Linked DNA regions of Homo sapiens: regions 1 and 3 are each linked to region 2. Evidence: chromatin contacts called from ENCODE Hi-C data. All regions are on one chromosome and are shown on one strand. The core of a region is the stretch at or near the end of the contact, and the rest is flanking DNA. Distances in the headings are between cores, read along the strand shown.

Evidence for each region. Hi-C counts contacts between places; a loop is a spot of excess contacts on that map. Pooled maps may share reads with other maps.
Region 1: a loop to region 2 is called in a map with no recorded cell type, with 6 times the contacts of the local background. The contact joins the enhancer-like site here to the promoter of MAPRE2 in region 2. A Hi-C loop is called at or near these places in 4 of 37 single-sample maps with no recorded cell type and 6 of 50 pooled maps.
Region 3: a loop to region 2 is called in a map with no recorded cell type, with 5 times the contacts of the local background. The contact joins the promoter of B4GALT6 here to the promoter of MAPRE2 in region 2. A Hi-C loop is called at or near these places in 2 of 37 single-sample maps with no recorded cell type and 2 of 50 pooled maps.

What each region holds. Positions count from the first base shown.
Region 1 is chr18:31,657,771-31,660,470 of GRCh38, forward strand. B4GALT6 (beta-1,4-galactosyltransferase 6) reads right to left here. Exons shown (of 9, transcript NM_004775.5): 3 at 206-319. Among named protein-coding and RNA genes, the nearest start is that of B4GALT6, 25 kb to the right of the region's middle. RefSeq lists enhancers at 974-1,103, 1,604-1,763. Within about 2 kb of position 1,286, at least 8 of the 41 ENCODE cell types and tissues checked have a DNase peak (open chromatin) inside an H3K27ac peak, as active enhancers do.
Region 2 is chr18:35,039,972-35,042,671 of GRCh38, forward strand. MAPRE2 (microtubule associated protein RP/EB family member 2) reads left to right here and starts at 1,442. Exons shown (of 7, transcript NM_014268.4): 1 at 1,442-1,690. The coding sequence starts at 1,569. RefSeq lists an enhancer at 1,402-1,551.
Region 3 is chr18:31,683,183-31,686,008 of GRCh38, forward strand. It overlaps B4GALT6 (beta-1,4-galactosyltransferase 6), which reads right to left and starts at 1,399. Exons shown (of 9, transcript NM_004775.5): 1 at 1,130-1,399. The coding sequence starts at 1,244. RefSeq lists a silencer at 1,496-2,535.

The DNA.
Region 1 (2,700 bases), core at 36-2,535, 3.4 Mb before region 2:
TCTTCAGCTTTTCAATCATCCCCCTTCAAAATGCGCTTTGCCAAAAAATAAATAAATAAATAAAAGTTCAAATAACATGCTGCATAATATAAACATTTGCACCCAGGTGCACATGACCTGCTCCTGCTGCACTCAAATCATGTGGTTTTTATGACTGTATTGTAACACAAGTAAACAGTTAAGTCAAAATTAGATGACGACTTACGCATATAAGGCAGCTTTTCTGGACAGGGGAGGTATGGTGAGTATGTGAAGTTTTCCGGGAGATACGTTGTTGTTTGAACAAGATAATCACTTGAATTATTGCCTTCGGGATAATCTTGGAAAGAGAGAAAAGAGTTACAAAAAAAAAAAAAAGGCCTTTTGCTTTCTCCCTGGAATGAAATACGTCACTATCACTGGGAGAAAACTACAATATACAATCTACAGAAGTACTTAAAATCAATTATCTTTAAGGAACTAGAGAACAGCAAACTGCTGCGGGGAACAGACCTCTCAGCATGATTTCCCAAGAGACATCTAGAGAGCAGCACACCCTTATCCTTGCACACAGACATGGCAGTCCCACTTGCAACCATGTGAGAACACCTGCTCCCGTCCCTCCCCTGGCTGAGCCCGATCTACAGGGAGTGTGAAAGTACACCAGGGAATCCCCTCCACTATGGCACAGCCAGGGGTGTTCCAAACCGCTGCGTGCTGCTACTAGCATCCACAGAGCAGAGGGGTGGGAGTAATGTTTTCTTACCACCTCACACTGTAGAAACTGAGATTTACCCACTCAACTTACTTTTGTAATACAGCTCATTCTAAACCTTTAAGTTAGTCATTCCCAGCCTGTGGGCTGCAGCCCCGGGGGAGCCCTGGAGCTATTATTACATTAGGTCCATTATCTTTAGAGTCAGCAAATTAAACTGCATACAGGGCACCAAAGTCAAATGCCTGAGTTCAAATCCTTGCTCCAACACACTGTAGCTGTGTGATACAGGGCAGGACACGATGTAGCTTGCCATCTATGCCTACTTCATACTGTCATTTTTAAACTTCAATAAGACAAAATGTGTAAGGTGCTGAGAACAATCCCTGGCCCATAGAAATAGCTAATAACTGTAGCTATGAGCGATTAGAGATGAGCACCTGACCCACGAGACAGTCACAGGCTCAGGATTTTTGAATGTGGAACCAGAGAGATCACATTTCAGTCCCTTTCTGGAGCAAAGTTCTGAGACGCAAATCTAGAAACCATGACACACAGGTTTCCTGCTATGTAGGGAAGCTGGCCTAAGAGAATGACATCAACATGCAATGAGTGAAATGAGAGACGGAAACAGCTCATTAAACTACCGTCTGTCTCCTGGATCACAAACAATGTACTACAGAAAGTGAAACTCTAGCAGACACTTTAGGAAAATGTGAAGATATTCTTTGAATGTTGAGTAATCTGCTCCAATGAGAGACAATGTAGAAGCTAAACCCTCTGACCATAGGGAAATGAGAGAATCCTGCGAATTAGATAGGAAGTATGTGAGAGGAGCCAAAGAAAACTAAGCACCTCCATTGCACACCTTTACCTAACATCAATATTCAGTCATTGTCACAATGGAGTTGGTGGGGATGCTGCCTAGGAGTCAGGACAGTACTTCAGGGCAGAGACTCACGCCACCTGCAAGACTGCTGAATGAAAGAGGCCCTGCCACGGCTGCTAAGCAGAGGGTGTTGGGACGGGCAAAGGTTCCAGGCTGGGTATCAAGGAGGAAACAGAAGCCACAAGAGAAGGTCCAATTCCAAAGAAGTGCTTGGAAACCCCAGTTACAAATTTCACAGGGCATCAGTAAGGTGTTAAGGTAAATGCATTCCCAGAAAACCCCAACATAGTAGAGATCAATGATGGTACAACTGCTAAGGCCTATCCTACCAGGAAGTGGGAAAGCCCCAATGAGACAATCCTCCCCACTCTCCCTGGGCGAGTGCTGGAAAGTGTCTGACAAGGAAAATCTTCCAAATAACAAGGGGAGGAGAAATTCAGTGAACATTAATTGTTTTGTATGCCCAGTGACACCCCAAGACCACAGACACTACACTGGTAGCCCATGCTCAATGTATTCCCCATATGTCTAAAAGATTTAAAGATACCAAGCAAAAGCAAGTGTAAGGAAGTCCAATAAAGTTCTGATTCTTTTCCTTTTTTTTTTTTTTTTTTTTTGAGACAGGATCTTGCTGTGTCACATAGGCTGGAGTGCAGTGGCATGATAATAGCTCACTGCAGCATTGACTTCCTGGGCTCAAGTGATCCTCCTAGCTCAGCCTCCCAACTATTAATAGCTGGAACTACAATCATGCACCACCACACCCAGCTAATTTTGTATTTTTTGTAGAGACAGGGTCTTGCCAGGCTGGTCTCCAACTCCTCGGCTCAAGCAATCCTCCCACCTCAACCTCCCAAAGTGCTGGGATTACAGGCGTGAGCCACCATGCCTGGCCTGATTCTTTAAATATATATATCTACATATATACCAAAATTCTTGTTTTTTTCTTTTTGTTTTTGTTTTTAAAAAAAGGGCTTCTCTCTCTATGGGGACTCCTACCTTGCTAGTGGTAGCAGCAAGTGCAATAAGCATGAATTGGGTTTCTGTCACTCCCACCAAAACTGCTTAAGATTACTATTGTTATGAGTTTTGTGACAGTGTCTAGTCAAGTTCATTG
Region 2 (2,700 bases), core at 192-2,691:
GGCGGGTGGACTGCCTGAGCTCAGGAGTTCAAGACCAGCCTGAGCAACTCGGTGAAACCCTGTCTCTACTAAAATACAAAAATTAGCTGGGTGTGGCGGCGTGCGCCTGTTATCCCACCTACTCAGGAGGCTGAGGCAGGAGAATTACTAGAACCCAGGAGGCGGAGGTTGCAGTGAGCTGAGATTGCGCCACTGCACTCCAGCCTGGGTGACAGAGCGAGACTCTGCCTCTAAAAAATAATAATAAAAAAAAAATCTCTCCTCTCTGGAGGACAGTACTGAACATATGCAGGGTCTTTTCAGTTTATAATCTAATCCGTAGACTGCACAGTGCTAGCAATTCTGTTCACAGTTATCTTTTCACAACAGTCATCTTGGAAGTACTTGATTCTTACCTTGATTTATAATATTTATTGAGCTCACATTACAGATCATTACTGTCCAGTCACATTGATAAAACCATGTCACTTGGAAGCTCCAGTTCACCACTCCTAGCTGTGTGACCTTAAGCAGTTTACTTAATCTTACTAGTTTACTCATCTTTAAAATGGGAATAATAATAGTATCTGTCACATAGCCAATATATTTGAAAGCGGTATTGCAAGGATATAGAACAGCTTGAATGTTAAGCACTTTCAAATACTAAGTGAGGTGATCACTTTTGTAATTCAAATGGAAATAGAATAAATGTCAATGAATTAATGATCTGTATCAGGAGGCAGCATAAAGAATTTGAATTGGAGGGTTTTGGGTAACTGGTAAAATGGTGGTTATCTTTTTTTAAAAGAAAAACCCTCTTTGGGGATTCCTTTGTACAGATGATCTCTTAATTTGCCATCTTTAATCCTCACATTATTAAAGGCTACATTGATTAGAAGGAAATACAGCTTCCTTGTAGGTTTTTAGCTTTTTGGCTTGTTTTTGGGGAGATGGTTGCTGCTATTTGGAGAAAGGGAGAAAGGCAGAAATTTTAACCTTAGTCTGATACCTTTTCTACAAGCTGGCCACCAGGTCCTTTTTAGGTTTTTCTGAAACCTGACCAAGTTTAATTGTCATGGCATAAAAACTTGGTATTGAAGGAGTTAAAGGGTCTCCCACACCCCTTTGCATGAATCGTTCTTTTGTGTACACAGCTGCAGTGGCAGCACGGGTCGGAAAGGAAATGGTTAGAGGAAGAGCTGGTTTTCAGACAAGGCGAGTCTGCGAGGGGGGCTGCAGGGTGGCCTGGGGTTTTACATGCCAGATGTAGGCCTGCCCCGGTGCCTGCCTGGAGCTGCTGGCGTGGTCACGCCGCGACCCTGTGCGAATTGAGGCGAGGTGATGAGTTAGCGGGTTGCCATGGCAACAGGCTGGCCACGTGACCAGGGTGCTGCTGCCGGCGCTCTGACGTCAGCTGCCAGAGGGCGGGGCCGCAGGAGGGCGGGGCGCGAGCGAGAGCTGGGAGAAGGCAGTGAGCGAGCAGGCGGCAGGCACGGTCCGTGCGGAGCAGGCGAGCGAGCGGGAAGACGCAGCCACCTTCCTCACCAGCCAGCCCACAGCGGTTTGTTCCCCTTCTCGGGAGTGCGCCAATGCCTGGGCCGACCCAAACCCTGTCCCCAAATGGCGAGAACAACAACGACATCATCCAGGATAATAACGGGACCATCATTCCTTTCCGGAAGCACACAGTGCGCGGGGAGCGTTCCTACAGGTAATGGGGCTGGCACGAGAGCAGCGCCGGGGACCGCCGTGAGGGCGCGCGGAAATCCAGCCCGTTATATAATGGAGCAGACACTGCCTGCGACCCCTGCTGCAGGCATGCATTTGTGAAGGCGGTTGTGATTATTTGGTATCTGTTTCCATGTGTCATGTTGGGTTTGCATTGAGGCTCCGCGACTGCAGATGGAAAGCATTTTGTGAATAGGTTTGCTGCCTTCGAGGGGTCTCCCTCCATCTCTTTCCTTCCACACTGATAAAAATGCATGCTGTTTTCCCCCGCTGTCCAAAGGGAGACAGGCAGTAGCACTTCCTTTCCTCCTTCCCTTTTAGATTTTAAAGGAGCCATTAGGTAGCAGTGCCAAAAGGCAGAAAACGGGAGGGTGGGGAGAAAAACGTTTGCGCTTAACCTGGAGAGTGTGCAGGAAAGATGGAATCCTCTAGATTAAGCTGCAGTCTGTGATGTTAAACCGCCAGATTGATGGAGCTTTGTAAGAATTCTGCTCGCTGATTGGTGCAGGGATTGACAGCAGAGGTGATAGTGTCAGACATTCACCAAAATTTTCTCCATAGAACCCTAGGTTTATTAGAAAGAGACTGGACTGCAAAGGACTTGAAAAAAACTGGGCGCTGTTATGCATTTTCTAAGGAGTTTATGGCCACCGCTTGGGTGGGGGAGCCTTTCCTTCTTATTTACAGTAGGAAGGTGATTCCTGGTCTTTTGCTGAGGTCTGTTTTGAGGATGGGACTGATCTTGGTCATTGTATTGTGAGCCTTTTGATTAATGAGTTGGCCTGTACGGTTGGCATCATTTTTACATTAACATATCTGGCAATATGTTCCAGTAGATAAGCTCATTAAAATTGTTTGCATTGTTTGATAAGGATAACAATGTAATGGAGAATGCAGCTAGAGTCTTATGCAGCTCAAGGCCAGACTTGAAGGGAGACTGATAGCTTCGGTCATATTTCCTCTGAAGTTCTTTTGTACTGGGGTAGTTATTTT
Region 3 (2,826 bases), core at 149-2,648, 3.4 Mb before region 2:
TTAGGTTTCCATCTTCCTTCCCTGCTGCAATTCACTGCAATAATCTACTACACTCAAGACAATGCCCTGATCATTCCATCTGAAAATTCTGCAGGTGTTTTCACTCTGTAAGGGGCATTACATTTTTAGCTAACTCGGAACAAAGAGCACTGGCTCAAACGACCACAGTGTGTAAGGAGAAATGAGAGGAGATGCTCACTGTTACTAAGTAATTGAACATTAAATACGTAATAGCCAGGAAAAACTCAGAAAAGTTTTGGAAATATGACATATTTTAATATGCATGTGAAGTTCATAATTCTCATTCACTAGAATTAACGCCGCATTGGCTCCTTTTCAACAAATGGGGGACGAGGAATTCGGATATTTAATAAAGAAGTTAATTCAAGCAGTTTTACAAAAGTGTATTTTGCACCAAAGGCCAAAAAATGATAAACCGGTTAACATTTTAAACTACAAGTTCCCTTAGATAACGGTTATTTTAATCACTATTTTCTCAGAAGTCATCCTAACAGGTAGCAAAGGCAACGTACCCTTGAAAATAACACCCAAGCAGACTAAAATAATGGAGCATTGTTTTTACAAGACAACTCATCGCCTTAAAATTCCCCAAGTATGGCACAAAAAGAATGGGGTCCACTGACCCCATTCTAAAAAAGCGACCTAGGACCCTAGAAAACACACATTGTTGGACTCAATCACATTCCCTGCTGCTGGCTCCTCCATATTTTTACAACCAGTTATTATACCCGAGAGTGTTTGAATAAAACTACGATTAAGCACTCAGTTTAGGCTTAAAGACTTAACATTAAATGGATAAAGCTGTCATGAACACTCAAGAAAGCGACTAGGGCATCCCGGGCCATCACACTAATTTTGCTACGTCTATTTAATGCAATCTTTTACGTTATTAACAAACATGCATTAACAAAATGCATGCATTAACAAAACTCACATACCAAAGCCATGCCCTGAAGCAGTTTGACACGTCTGAAATAACATTTAAAACAAAACGCTTTTCTGCGGGCCCCTGTTTGAACAGCTTCCAAATCCCAGAAGTAACATCGGATAACAGCCTGCGCTGGCTGTGGTGTGACCAGGGGAAGCGAGGGTGTGTCTCGGTGCTTACCGATGCCTGGGGCCACATAGATGAAGTACAGACAGGACGAAGAGAGGGAGAAGAAGAAGATGAAGGCGAGGAGAGAGCGATTGGAAACCCGCATCATCCGCCTGAGCACAGACATCTTCCTCTTCCCTGCCAGCAGCCCAGGCTGCGCTCTCAGGCCGGACTCGGGGCCACTGTCCAGGCCCTAAACTTCCATAAATGTGCTGAGAACCCCGAGACTGCAGCGGGGTCCGCGCGGGGAGGCTCTGGGGAGAGGGCCCGAGCGGAAAAGAGGAAATGGGAGGGAGCGGACGGAATGAATGGGAGGCCAGAGAGTCGGGGGAGGGGAGGCGCGGAGGCCGAGGGACAAGAGGTGGAGGGGGGAGAGGGGACTGGGGGCTAGGGGCCCGGGGACGGCAGGACGGAAGAAAGCCGGGGAAGGGCGAGGAGGAGCGTTTTCTCCGCCAAGCAGCGGCGGGAGGAGGGGCTGCAGGTGGGAGGAGGCGCAGGCTGCGCGCCGCGGCGCCCCTGCGGAGAGGGGCAGCTAACTGCAGCACGCCCGGCTCCGCTGCCCGCGCCCGGCGGGGTCCCGCCGCGAAGCCCCGTGCTTAAGGTCCGGGCCGCCCGCGTCCGCTCGGCAGGCCCTGCGCCGCCTCCTACTCCGGGCCGCGGCGTCTCCTGCCTGCGCGGGGCTAGCGTGGGCGCCGGGGCCGCAACCAGCGCGCGCCACGCGCGGGGGCCCGCGGGGGCCCTCGGGGCCGAGGAGCTGGGCGCTCGCCTGCACCGAGCCGCCTCCTCATGCCGCGCCGGGCCCCGGCGCCCCGCGGCCGCCGCGGGAGCTGAGCACAGGCCAGGGCGGCGTCCCGGCCAGCGACGAACGCGCTCCGACTCCGGCCGCCGCCAGCTGCCTGCCTGGCCGCAAGGGCGGCAGCGGCATTACCGCCGCGCGCCCGGGGTGAGGCGCCCCCGCCGGGCCCGCGGACACCAGGCGAAGAGCAACCGGGCGACGCGCGCTGCGGGCAGAGCCGGGGAGCCGGAAGAGCAGAGGCCGAGCGCCGTCGGAGCCGCGTCTGGTTGGAGAAAGAGGCGGACGTGAAGGGGCGGGGGAGCCGCGGAGGAAAACCGGGACCGGCGGGAACGTCTCGAGACCCCTGCGCGCTTCGCGCGCTCGCTCGGAACTCGGCAGGCGGCGCTGCGCCGGGCCCCGAGGAAACCTGGAGGTCCCCGCCCTCCCCGCGCCCGAAACACCGCGCGTCCTGATAGGCCCGCGCCCAGCAGCCCCCTCCCCGCGCCCGCCGCACCGGGGCCCCACCGCCTCCTGCGTCACCGCCGCCCCCGCCCGCCCGGGGACCCCGCGGTGACCGCGCTGCTGGGGGTTGAGGGACGCGTTGCGAGCCCCGGATACATTGTACCCTGGGGGTACATAATGAAGGATGCTGTACCTGAAAGGAAAAGGGCATCTCCAAAAGGGGACTTCGCGGGTGGAATTTCCTTCCAAAATCCTCGAGGAACAAGGTGTATTTCCGACCTGGATTAATGAATCCCCCCTCCTATCCCGCACTTCCTGTGGAAACAGTGTCAGGATGTGGCGCGGACCTATGTGCGTCCCTTATACCAGGACTTGCCTTCAACGCTGAAGGTGAACCCTGGGTCATCCTCGCTGTATTCAGGCGGCGCTGCAAAGGCTTCTGGGCAGCCAATAGGCCCTTGAGCGCCTCAGC